Regions from separate parts of the Homo sapiens genome. Here region 2 is linked to region 1. A link is a loop called in an ENCODE intact Hi-C map of the cell type or tissue named here. Cell type or tissue: Caco-2. All regions are shown on one strand. Links, peaks and the distances in the headings refer to the core of each region. The heading gives the core; the rest is flanking DNA. Region 1 has its middle 74 kb from the start of TFCP2L1. Region 2 overlaps TFCP2L1 (transcription factor CP2 like 1).

The links. Hi-C counts contacts between places; a loop is a spot of excess contacts. Peaks named below come from ENCODE experiments on the same cell type or tissue, not always from the same donor. Only the 100,000 strongest peaks of a DNase experiment are listed, where the experiment ranks them.
Region 2: it touches region 1 in a loop (6-fold over the local background); 2 of 110 quality-filtered maps call a loop at or near these places.

Annotation. Positions count from the first base shown.
Region 1 is chr2:121,208,379-121,213,750 of GRCh38, forward strand. No RefSeq gene overlaps it. Among named protein-coding and RNA genes, the nearest start is that of TFCP2L1, 74 kb to the right of the region's middle. In Caco-2, for the core only: a CTCF peak has its summit at 2,473 (motif pointing left); DNase peaks (open chromatin) are centred at 2,603 and 3,053.
Region 2 is chr2:121,270,580-121,275,951 of GRCh38, forward strand. The region is part of intron 2 of TFCP2L1 (transcription factor CP2 like 1); the gene reads right to left. Among named protein-coding and RNA genes, the nearest start is that of TFCP2L1, 12 kb to the right of the region's middle. In Caco-2, for the core only: no CTCF peak of the experiment used is centred there; a DNase peak (open chromatin) is centred at 2,742.

The DNA.
Region 1 (5,372 bases), core at 104-5,103:
ATGCAGTGGCTCACAGCTGTAATCCCAGCACCTTGGGAGGCCAAGGCAGGTGGATTGCTTGAGACCAGCTTGGGCAACATAGTGAAACTTTGTCTCTACCAAAAATACAAAAAAAAAAAAAAATAGCCGGGTGTGGTGGCACACACTTGTAGTCCCAGCTACTTGAGAGGCTGAGGTAGGAAGATCACCTGAGCCCAGGGAGGTTGAGGCTGCAGTGAGCTGAAATCACATCACTGCATTTTAGCCTGGGTGACAGAGTGAGACCCTGTCTCAAAAAAAAAAAAAGAAAAAGAAAAAAGAAAACAGCCTATGGGGGTCAGAGCCAGGGTCTCCCTGCTAGATCAGCTGGAACTCTGAGTCCACTTTCTCTTCAAGAGGGAAAGAATGAATGAAAGGGACAGATGAAGGAGGAAGGTGGAAGGAGGTGAAGCACAGAACTGGCCTCCCAAGTCCATCCACAATAGAGGGGCAGGGACGGTCAGCAGAAGGTGCTGGAGAGGGGTGAGCACCTCACCTGAGAGGAGGTGGCCTGAGTATTGGGGCAGAACCCTGGAGCCCAGCAGCCCACGGCAGCCCAGAGGAAGAGCTGCATCTGCAGGTACCCGGGGACAGGCTTCCTTTCCTAGGGCCCACATTCCAGAGGGCAGCAGCAGGGCCAGCAGAGGGGACAGTTGCAGCTGTGGGGAAGATGCCCATGCAGGGACTGTAAACGAGTTGGGGCTCAGGATCCCCTGGCTGGGGCTGGGCTGTGAGCTGAAGACTTAAACCAAGCCAGCCCCCTGGCCGCATATCCCACCCCTCCCCGTCCCAGAGAGGCAAGCGGGCGCAGCACTGGGAAGGAGGAGGCGGTTCTAGCTCACCCCTTTCCACAGGCCCCAAGGGCACAGCTGGGTCAGGGCTGAGGTGGAGAGGGGACAAGCATGGTATGTAGCTTGTCTCAAAGGCACGCTTCCCCATGGGCAGGAAGAACTGCCGGGAGGGGCATCTCCCAAGCTACCTAGATATCCTGGCATCCGCCTTCCCAGCCAGGAGCAGCACCTTATCCGGATGCATTTGCTCCCCAGCATCAGCCTCCCCGCAGCCACATGGGACGGTGGCACAGTCTTTGGAGCTGACGGACCTGGGTCAGAAGCCTGACTTTGCCCCCTGACTAGCTGTGTGTCCCTGAAGAAGCTGCCCAGATTCTCTGAGCCTCAGTCTCCTCACAGGCAAAGCAGAGACTTTAACAACTGCCTGAAAAGGTGCTGTGAGTGCAGATGAGATAATAGGGAGGAAAAACTTTTCCTGTGTCCTCTTATGTTCAGTGACTAGGGGCCTGCGAATTAAACTGACAAAAGATAGATTCGCTAGAGAAAAAAGATGGATTTTTATTCTCATACCTATGAGGGAGTTTCACAGAAAAATGTGACTCAGTTCAAGGCTGCAGCGAGCTATGATCCACCGCACTACAGCCTGGGTGACAAAGTGAGAAACTGTCTCAAAAAAAAAAAAAAGAAAAAGAAGAAGAAGATAAAGGAAAAAGAAAAAAAAGAAAGAAATGTTAAAAATAAAAAATAAAAAAAAAGAAAAGAGAAAAAAGGAGAAAAGGATAAAACAAGTATAAATAAAAAGAAAAATGTGGCCAGGCGTGGTGGCTCACACCTGTAATCCCAGCACTTTGAGAGGCCGAGGTGGATAGATCACCTGAGGCCAGGCGTTCACAACCATCCTGGCCAATATGACGAAAGCCCATCTCTACTAAAAATACAAAAATTAGCTGGACGCAGTGGCGGGTGCCTGTAATCCCAGCTACTTGGGAGGCTGAGGCAGGAGAATTGCTTGAGATGGAGGTTGCAGTGAGCCGAGATGGTGCCACTGCACTCCAGCCTGGGTGACAGAGTGAGACTCTGTCTCAAAAAAGAAAAGAAAAGAAAAATGCAACTCAAGGAGGTGGTTATAATTTGGGACTTATATACCATGTTAATAGGGGAAGAGGGAAGAGAAGGACCATTTTACTTTTAGGAAAGATAAATGGCCCCTAGGAGAACAGATGGCAGCTAGGACAGTTTTGCAACTATGTCTGTTCTGGTGATTTCTTATCTTGGTGCCAGTGCTGACTTCTTGAATTCTTGTATTTGGTGATAGGAGTCCATCTCTCTGGTTTTGAAAGTTCCAGGGAAAGGATTTCTGGCAGCTGAATTCTTTTGGGAGCCTCTGCTTTTAGGCAGATTAAGGGGAATAAAAAAATAAAAAAATAAAAAAATAAACCAGAAAACCCTCTTCAGTGTGGTACATCCTGGATCCCTTCAGACAAGGCACGGGCAATACCTGGCTGGGGGAGCCCCTCACAGGCCTCCTCCTGCCGGCCCACACCACATCCCTGTGCCCATGTTTGTCCTCTTCCCAATCCCTACTGCCCCATCCGAACTCACTGTCCTCTGTCCCCATTCTCTCTGTGCTAAGGTGACACGTCACCATATAGCAGCTTGCCCCCTGCCGGCACAGGCTCCCTTCACCGCTGCTTTCAGGTCCCAGTCCCTCGTTTGCCCAGCACCTCTTGCTATCTCTTACTCATTCAACAAACACTCCTAGCAGGCTTCTCCCTGCCAGGCCCTGGGCTGGATTCCAGAGTGGCAGCGATCAGGCAGACCAAACTCTGTCTCTAGGAGCTCCTCCCAGTGGGAGAGGCGGACAGAAAGATGGACAGTTACAGCCTAGGCACAGGAGCCCATGGGAGCTCAGAGGAAGAGCCCAGAGGAAGAGTAAGGCCCAGCAAGTTCTGTGAGCTGTTGGTGCCAGGAAAGAGCTGGGCCTGCCCCTGATACTCAAAAAGCATATGTGAACAAAGGGAATGGAGGGAGAGGAGGAGAAAGAAGGGATGACAGGAGGAAGGGAGGGAAGTTGGTCGATTTTCCTCATCCACCTTTCTCCTCTCTGGACTAGTGTTTGGGGCCAGCTCCTCCCCCACTCCAATGTCAACCTCTGGGCTTATCAGATATTTCAATAGCTGCTCTGGCCTGATAAGCCCTCTCCAGATAACCCCTTTCTCTTGTAATTGAGTTTAAATATTGTTCCACCCAATCAAGGCAGGTTAATATTCAACCCAACCTAGCTCTGGAAGCCTCCTGGCCACCAGATTCTTCCCTGGGCGAGGCAACCTGGGGCTGAGCAGGGCTGGAGCAAGCAGGGCGTGCAGTCTTCCCCCAAAGCATGTTTATCAGAGGGTTTGGGAATGGGGGGCGGGAGGGGACTGTCTAGACCTGGGTCCGCCCCTGGTGGGTCCAAGGAACAGTGTCCAAGCCAAGCCTAAGGGCCTGCGCTTCCTGGCTGGAGGACCAGGGGAAAGCCAGCTTTGTTCCAGCAGAGGCTCAGCTGGGAGAACCTGCCCAGACACCCTTCCCTTGAGGATTCTGCTTTGCACCTTAGAGTGTCCTCAGGCTGCCAGGATCCTCCAGAGCCATATGGCTGATTTCCTCCTCTCACCCACAGGAGTGATTCCCTCAGGCTCCTCAGGGTTTGGTCCTCGTGAGTCAGCCTCCCAGGGCCTATCCTGTCTGACACACTCCAGGTGGAATCTTCAGCCTACCCGGTAGAGGCCCAAACAGTGCATGCACCTGCTTCCCACTGGTGACTTTCACGGGTCTTCCATGTGGACAGCCCCAGTCAGCGATGTGGGAGCCGCCACAGCCCAGGACTTCCAGAAGCAGAAGCGCTGAGTGTGGCTACTCACCTGACCCAGGGCAGAGAGTGGGGTCGAGAGCCAGTGGCATCCACACCTGTACCCGGGAGGCCCCTCTGGTTCCGTGTGTGTGTGTGTGTCTGTGTGCATGTGTGTGTGTGTGTCTGTTGGGGGGTGGGAGGGTCATCAACAGGTTTCACTACTCAAATCATCTTCCCCTACAGGGAGGCGCAGAGGATCCCATAGCTACCAGCCAGCTGTCAGGCTCTGGGTCACCTTTGTGTCATTGGACCCTAACATTCTCTAGTCCCCCTCTGTCCCACCCCACCCGAGTGAGTCACTATCCCTCTTGGAGGTTCCTCCCCAGAAAGAGAGGGCAGGTGCCTCCAGGCCAGCAGCAACAGCCCCCGGGGGAACCTGTTAGGAATGCACATTCTCAGACCCGCACCCCACCACTGAATGGGAGACTGCGGGCGGGGAACCCCCGCAGTGCAGTGCAGGTGGCTTTCCGGCCCTCCTGAAGATTCCGATGCACTGGGACACCACCCAGCCACTACAAGCCATGAATAAAAGCCTCCTGCCTCTCACCGCTTTAATATGTGCCGGGGCCATTCCAAGCTCTTGAAGTAAATTCAGCTCATTTACTCGTTATAATCGTCCTGCGAGGCAGGCACGAGTATTAGTCCTCGTGGACTAATTTTACGGATGAGGCAAGCAAAACAGAAAAGTTAGGCGACCTTGGGCAAGGTCACACAGCCGGAGGCTGAATGAGAAGCTAGGCAGTTCTCCGCTACATCAGGGGCTCCCGAAGTGTGGTCCCTGGACAAACGGTGTTAGCATCACCTGGGGACTTCTTAGAAATACAAATTCCCAGGCCCCCGATCAGACCCACCGAGCCGAGGGCCCAGCCATCTTTAGAACAAGCCCTCCAGTTTCAGAACCACAGTGCTGCACCCCGCTGCCTGAAGAGACATCCTGGGAAATAGCCGGAAAGCCTCACGCCCGCATCATGGCTGGGGGGGAGGGGGGTGGTTTGCTGGAAATAGACCACGTTGCAGGGCGGCTGCCGGCTCCTGCCCACCGGGAGGCCGAGGACAGCGACCCGAGCCGCACCTGCGCTGGGGCCTGCCGAGCTCTCGCAGTTTGAATGGAAAGGAAGAAGCCTTTGCTGTGGGCCCATGCTGCTCTGGGCCTCGGCTGCTGCGAGGTGCTGCCGAGTTCACACCATCCCACTCTTGTGTCCTAGCTCACCTCTAGTTTCTCTGTTGGGGCAGAGGCTGTGCAGGCGGATGGGGCAGCCAGCAGCCATACCAGAAGGAAAGACGGTGGTACAGGGGAACTCTTGGGCCCTGAGCTTGCCAGGCTCCCTAGTTCCACTCTGAGCTCTTGAACCCAATCCCGTTGCTATTGACTGAATGCTTGTGTTCCCTCCCCCGCTTCCGATGTTGAAGCCTAACCTCCAAGGTGATGGTACATGCAGGTGGGGCCTTTGGGAGGTATGAGGCCATGAGGGTGGAGCCCGCATGAATGGGGTTAATGCCCTTGTAAAAGAGGCCCTAGGGAGCTTGTTTGCCCCTTCCTAGGAGGCAGGCCCTCTCCAGCCTCTGGATCTGCCAGCGCCTTGACCTTGGACACCTCACCTTCAGAACGGACAGAAATACCTTTCTGTTGTTTATAAGCCACCTAGTTTACTTATGGCATTCTGTTACAGCAG
Region 2 (5,372 bases), core at 231-5,230, 62 kb after region 1:
TTCCTCAACAGAACAAGCTATACAACAGCCATACAATGATTGTAGTGTAACCAGTAAAGATCAGATTTTGCTTATTATATTTTTAAATGTACTCATGTGGAAAGACATTGAAGATATTTTGTTTGGGGGAAAAAAAAAAGCAGCAGGACACAGTGGCTCATGCCTATAATCCCAACACTTTAGGAGGCTGAGGAGGGGAAAATTGCTTGAGCCCAAGAGCTCTAGGCTGCAGTGAGCTATGATTGTGTCACTGCACTCCAGCCTGGGCAACAGAGCTAGACTCCATCTCTAAACACACTTTTTTTTTTTTTTTTTAAAGCAAGTTGTTGGCCGGGAGTGGTGGCTCACACCTGTAATCCCAACACTTTGGGAGGCCAAGGCAGGTAGATTACTTGAAGTCAGGAGTTCGAAACCACCCTGGCCAACATGGTGAAACCCCGTCTCTATTAAAAATACAAAAATTGGCTGGGCATGATGGCAGGTGCCTGTAATCCCAGCTACTTGAGAGGCTGAGGCAGGAGAATCGCTTGAACCTGGGAGGAAAAGATTGCAGTGAGCCGAGATCGCACCACTGCACTCCAGCCTGGGCGACAGGGCAAGACTCCGTCTCAAAATAAAAATAAAAAAAAAAAAACAAAAAAGCAAGGTGTCAAACAGCAAATATAAATATGATCCCATTTGTCTTAAAAAGCAAAAGGTACACGTGGCGAACATATATAAGGTTATATGCATGTTTGTCTATGGAAGCAGATATATATGGGTTAAAGTATGACTACGAAAAATCTGGAAGGTAGAACTATGGCACATTTTCTAGAGTATATATGGTTTGGCTGTTCTATTTTATAAAAGAATGTACTACTTTATACTCAGGAAAAAACAAGGGGAAAACATTTTTTTAAGTAATACGTTTTAAAGTCATTTGGTTTATTCAGTTTATATTCCCAAACTTCAGGCTAAAAATTAATCTGGAAAGAAAACTTCAGCTATGGAAAAAAGACAATAAACAAAATAACTAATCCTTTGCCTCATTCCTTAAATTCAAAGTCACTGATATAATTGGTAAGAAGGAAAAATATAACTGGGTACTTATTGTTTGCCAGGTATTTGTTGTTCACGTAACCCACAAAGTGAAACTGTCCTGGTTTCATAAATGAGGAAACTCGGGCTCCAAAGAATCAAGTGATTTCCCTGGAGCAGAAGCTGGTCAAAAAGACAGAACTGCAAATCTGTTTGGTTCTAGGAGCAGGGAAGACAGGACTTTCCCCTGAAGCTCTTATCTCCCTCCCTGAGGTTGCTGTGAGTGGAAAACAGGAGGGTTGGGGGTAGGGTAGGAGCAACTGATAATGGACGTTTTTTTCCTCTCCAAGGAGGCATTTTCTCCCCACTCCATTCCTTCCCCCCACAAAGCTTCATCCACCCTCCCTCAGAGCTGCATCAGGAGTACCAAGTGACAGAGCTCCTGCACCGAAGTGCCTGGCCTAGAATCCTGCCTTCAGGAACTCCAAGAAAAAGCAGCCAGAGAAAGAAAGGGTGCTTCCCCTTCCAGAACTCCCTTTATTATTGCACCCCACTTCAATCACTCTCCTGGCTTTCAAACTTACATGATATAAGAGGGAAGCCTGATTTCACCCTCTCAGCTGGTCATCTGTAAGATGGGAACGACGCATCTTGGGAGAACAACCCAGAAGAGAGTATCAGAAAGTGCTTTCCAAATTTTCAAGTGCTAACAAAGAAGTACCACCCTAAAGGCTGAGGTTCTCGCCTACCAGGTAATACAAACCCTCCTTAACATGATAGTTTACGGCATTTAGGAGTTCAGTGCTTTTTGTGATCTTTATTTCTAAAATGCTATTTCAACACCTTGCATAGGAAATTCTCCGCAGGGTTATGTCCCTCGTGTGGTTGTACAGCGAGTGAAGAATGAACGGAAAAGTGAAGCAAGCCTTCCCAAAGCTACCACCGTTTAACTCTAAGAGATGCAGTTCTTAGCTTTAGAGCCAACCCTGTGTTAATCTTTGAATTGGGAAAAGAGAGGATAAAAATCAGCAAAAGTTATCAAAGTCTCAACTCGATGACCTTGTTAACTTCCAAAACAGGATTGGCGAGATGCTTCCTCTTTATTAATAACAATGGCTGACATGTGAGTGCTTGCTATGTGCCCGGCATTTCAGTGTTCTACATGCATTAGCTCATTTTACCCATATGGCAGCACCTACTTTGTAGGGAGTTTACTTCCCCCATCTCACAGGTAAGGAATTGGAGGCAAAGAAAGGTTCAGTGACTTGCCCAGGTGGTTGCCAGATGGTTTAGCCTCAGCAAGGCAGGTGGAGTTCTAGGTCAGATATCTGGTCTACCTCTCCAGCCATATCACTCATATTTCCCCTTGTGTTTGAAACCCTCATCATCCTGAACTGCTTAGGATTCCTGGGATAGACAGTGTGTTCAGCTGCACCCCCATGCTTGCCTTTGCATGTGGCTTTTCTTTCTTCTCACCAAGCCACCATCCTCTTCCAACCAATAGGAAATTTTACTCCATGAATGAATGAAAGTAAGCATATTATGAAAATTCATTACTATACTTAAGACTCAAGAGTTGTTTTGACAGAAAATATCAAAGCATTCCCCACCGCAAGTCATTTTTGCAATGTTGTTTCTTATCTCAAGCCAGAAATCCCCATGCAGATTGCCTGGGGTTCTCTCTTCTCTGCTCTCCCGGACTCCTCCTCCTCCACATCCCTTGTCATCCCTCCACACCCTCCTCATCCCTTCCCTCAGGCTCCAGCCTTCGGGAAGATATGTCTACAATGACCTTTGGCCACTGACAAAGAGGAAGTTATCTGGAAGTTTGCAAACCTCTGTTCAACTCTCTATCCACCCCTTGGAAGGACCTTTTCAGAGGAAGAGAACAGAGTTTGTTTTTCAAATCATTTTCACCATATCTAAAACTAGCCACTCGGCTTGGTGATAGGACATCCCTATGAAACACACATGTCCAAGCCACAGGTCCTCAAGGCATTTGTTTGACACGGCACTGAGAAATGGGCATCCAGTGGTTTAAGTGACTTTTTGATTTATGCCTACAGCATCTTTTCCATGTTTTCAGAGAACTTTAAACACATCATTACAAGGAAGGGGAGAGGACCTGTGATGGCTTCACAAGAATAATGCAGTAACTACCATAGAGGCTTATAAACACTTAATAGCAGGCTTTTCAATTAACGAAAAATGTCTTGAATGATGTGTCAAAACTACTTTTTAAGAACTGTATCTTGGCAGGCCAAGGCGGGTGGATCACCTGAGGTCAGGAGCTCAAGACCAGCCTGGCCAACATGGCTAAACCCGGTCTCTATTTAAAAATACAAAAATTAGCCTGGCGTGGTAGTGGGCGCCTGTAACCCCAGCTACTCGGGAGGCTGAGGCAGGAGAATCGCTTGAACCCGGGAGGCAGAGGTTGCAGTGAGCCGAGGTCACACCACTGCAATCCAGCCTGGGCAGCAGAGCGAGACTCTGTCTCCAAAAAAAAAAAAAAAGAAAAAAAAAACCAATTGTATCAATGCCTTTGGTCATATGATGAAGAATAAGCTACTTAAATGAGGTACACTGAAAAAGATATCTAGTGCAGCATTACTGATTGGTGGGGGGATAAAATCATGCCTATTTTTAGATTTTCTAAATATTTACAGAGCACCTACTATACTCTCAAGGCACTCAGCTTAATACTGAGGATACAGGTTGAGCATCCCTAATCCAAAAATCCAAAACCTGAAACTTTTTGAGTCCTGACGTGACCCCACATATTGTCCACATGGGCGGCTGAGATCATCTTTTCTGATGACTCGATGTACACAAGCTTTGTTTTATAAACAAAATTATTTAAAATATTGCATAAAATTACCTTCATCTTATGTGCCTAAGGTGTATATGAAACATAAGTGAATTTTGTGTTTAGATGTGGGTCAGAGCCTCAAAACATCTCATTATGGATATGCAAATATCCAAAAATCCAAGAAAATTCAAAATCCAAAATACTTCCAATCCCAAGCATTTAGGAAAAGGGGTATTCTTCAGCCTATACTTTAAAATTTTAGGGGCCAGGCAGTGGCTCATGCCTGTAATCCCAACACTTTGGGAGGCCAAGGAGGATTGCTTGAGCTCAGAAGTTTGAGACCAGCCTGGGCAACATAGTGGGATCTTGTATCTACGAAAAATAGAAAAATTAGCTGAGTGTGGTAGCACATGTTTATCCCAGCTACTTGAGAGGCTGAGGCAAGAGGACTAATTATTCCAGGAGGTGGAGGCTGCAGGAGCCATGATTATGCCACTGCATTCAGCCTGGGTGAAAGAGCAAGAAGACCCTGTCTCAAAAAAAAAAAAAAATTATTTAATACATGGCTCAGCCCTATAGAACTTCCATTCTATTATGGGAGGCAGACACTAAAACAATTACACTGTATATTTTTTCCAGCAGTTATGACAATATTCTGCCCTAAATAACAAAAGGAAATAGTGAAATAACATGTAGAGGCTGGGCGCGGTGGCTCACACCTGTAATCCCAGCACTTTGGGAGGCCAAGGCAGGTGGATCATCAGTTCAGGAGATCGAGACCATCCTGGCTAACACGGTGAAACCCCATCTCTACTAAAAATACAAACTGTTAGCCAGGCATGGCGGCGGGCGCCTGTAGTCGCGGCGCCTGTAGTCCCAGCTACTTGGGAGGCTGAGGCAGGAGAATGGCGTGAACCCAGGAGGCGAAGCTGGCAGTGAGCCGAGATCGCGCCACTGCACTCTAGCCTGGGCGACAGCACGAGACTCCATCTCAAAAAAAAAAAAAAAAAGAAATAACATGTAGACATTTTACATGTTTAGGATACTTTTAATAATAATGGAAAATGTTATTACAAGAACAGTATTTAATAAAAGCAAGAAACAACCACATAAAGCATAATCTCATCCATTTGTTTTTTTAAGAAAAAGTATAGAAGTAAGTCTTTTTTTTTTTTTTTTTTTTGAGACAGGGTCTCGTTCTATCACCCAAGCTAGAGTGCAGTGGCTCAATCTTGGCTCACTGCAACCTCTGCCTTCTGGGTTCAAGCAATTATCCTGCCTCAGCCTCCCAAGTAGCTCGGATCACAGGTGCCCGCCATCACGCCCAGCTGATTTTTGTATTTTTAGTAAAGATGGGGTTTCACCCCGTTGGCCAGGCTGGTCTAGAACTCCTGACCTCAGATGATCCACCTGCCTCAGCCTCCCAAAGTGCTGGGATTACAGGCGTGAGCCACCGCGCCCAGTTGAGAAGGAAGTCTTAACGGTTATAACCCTCTGTAAGAATAAATTATTGGGAACGGCTAAAAAGAATACTGAGAGGAACCTC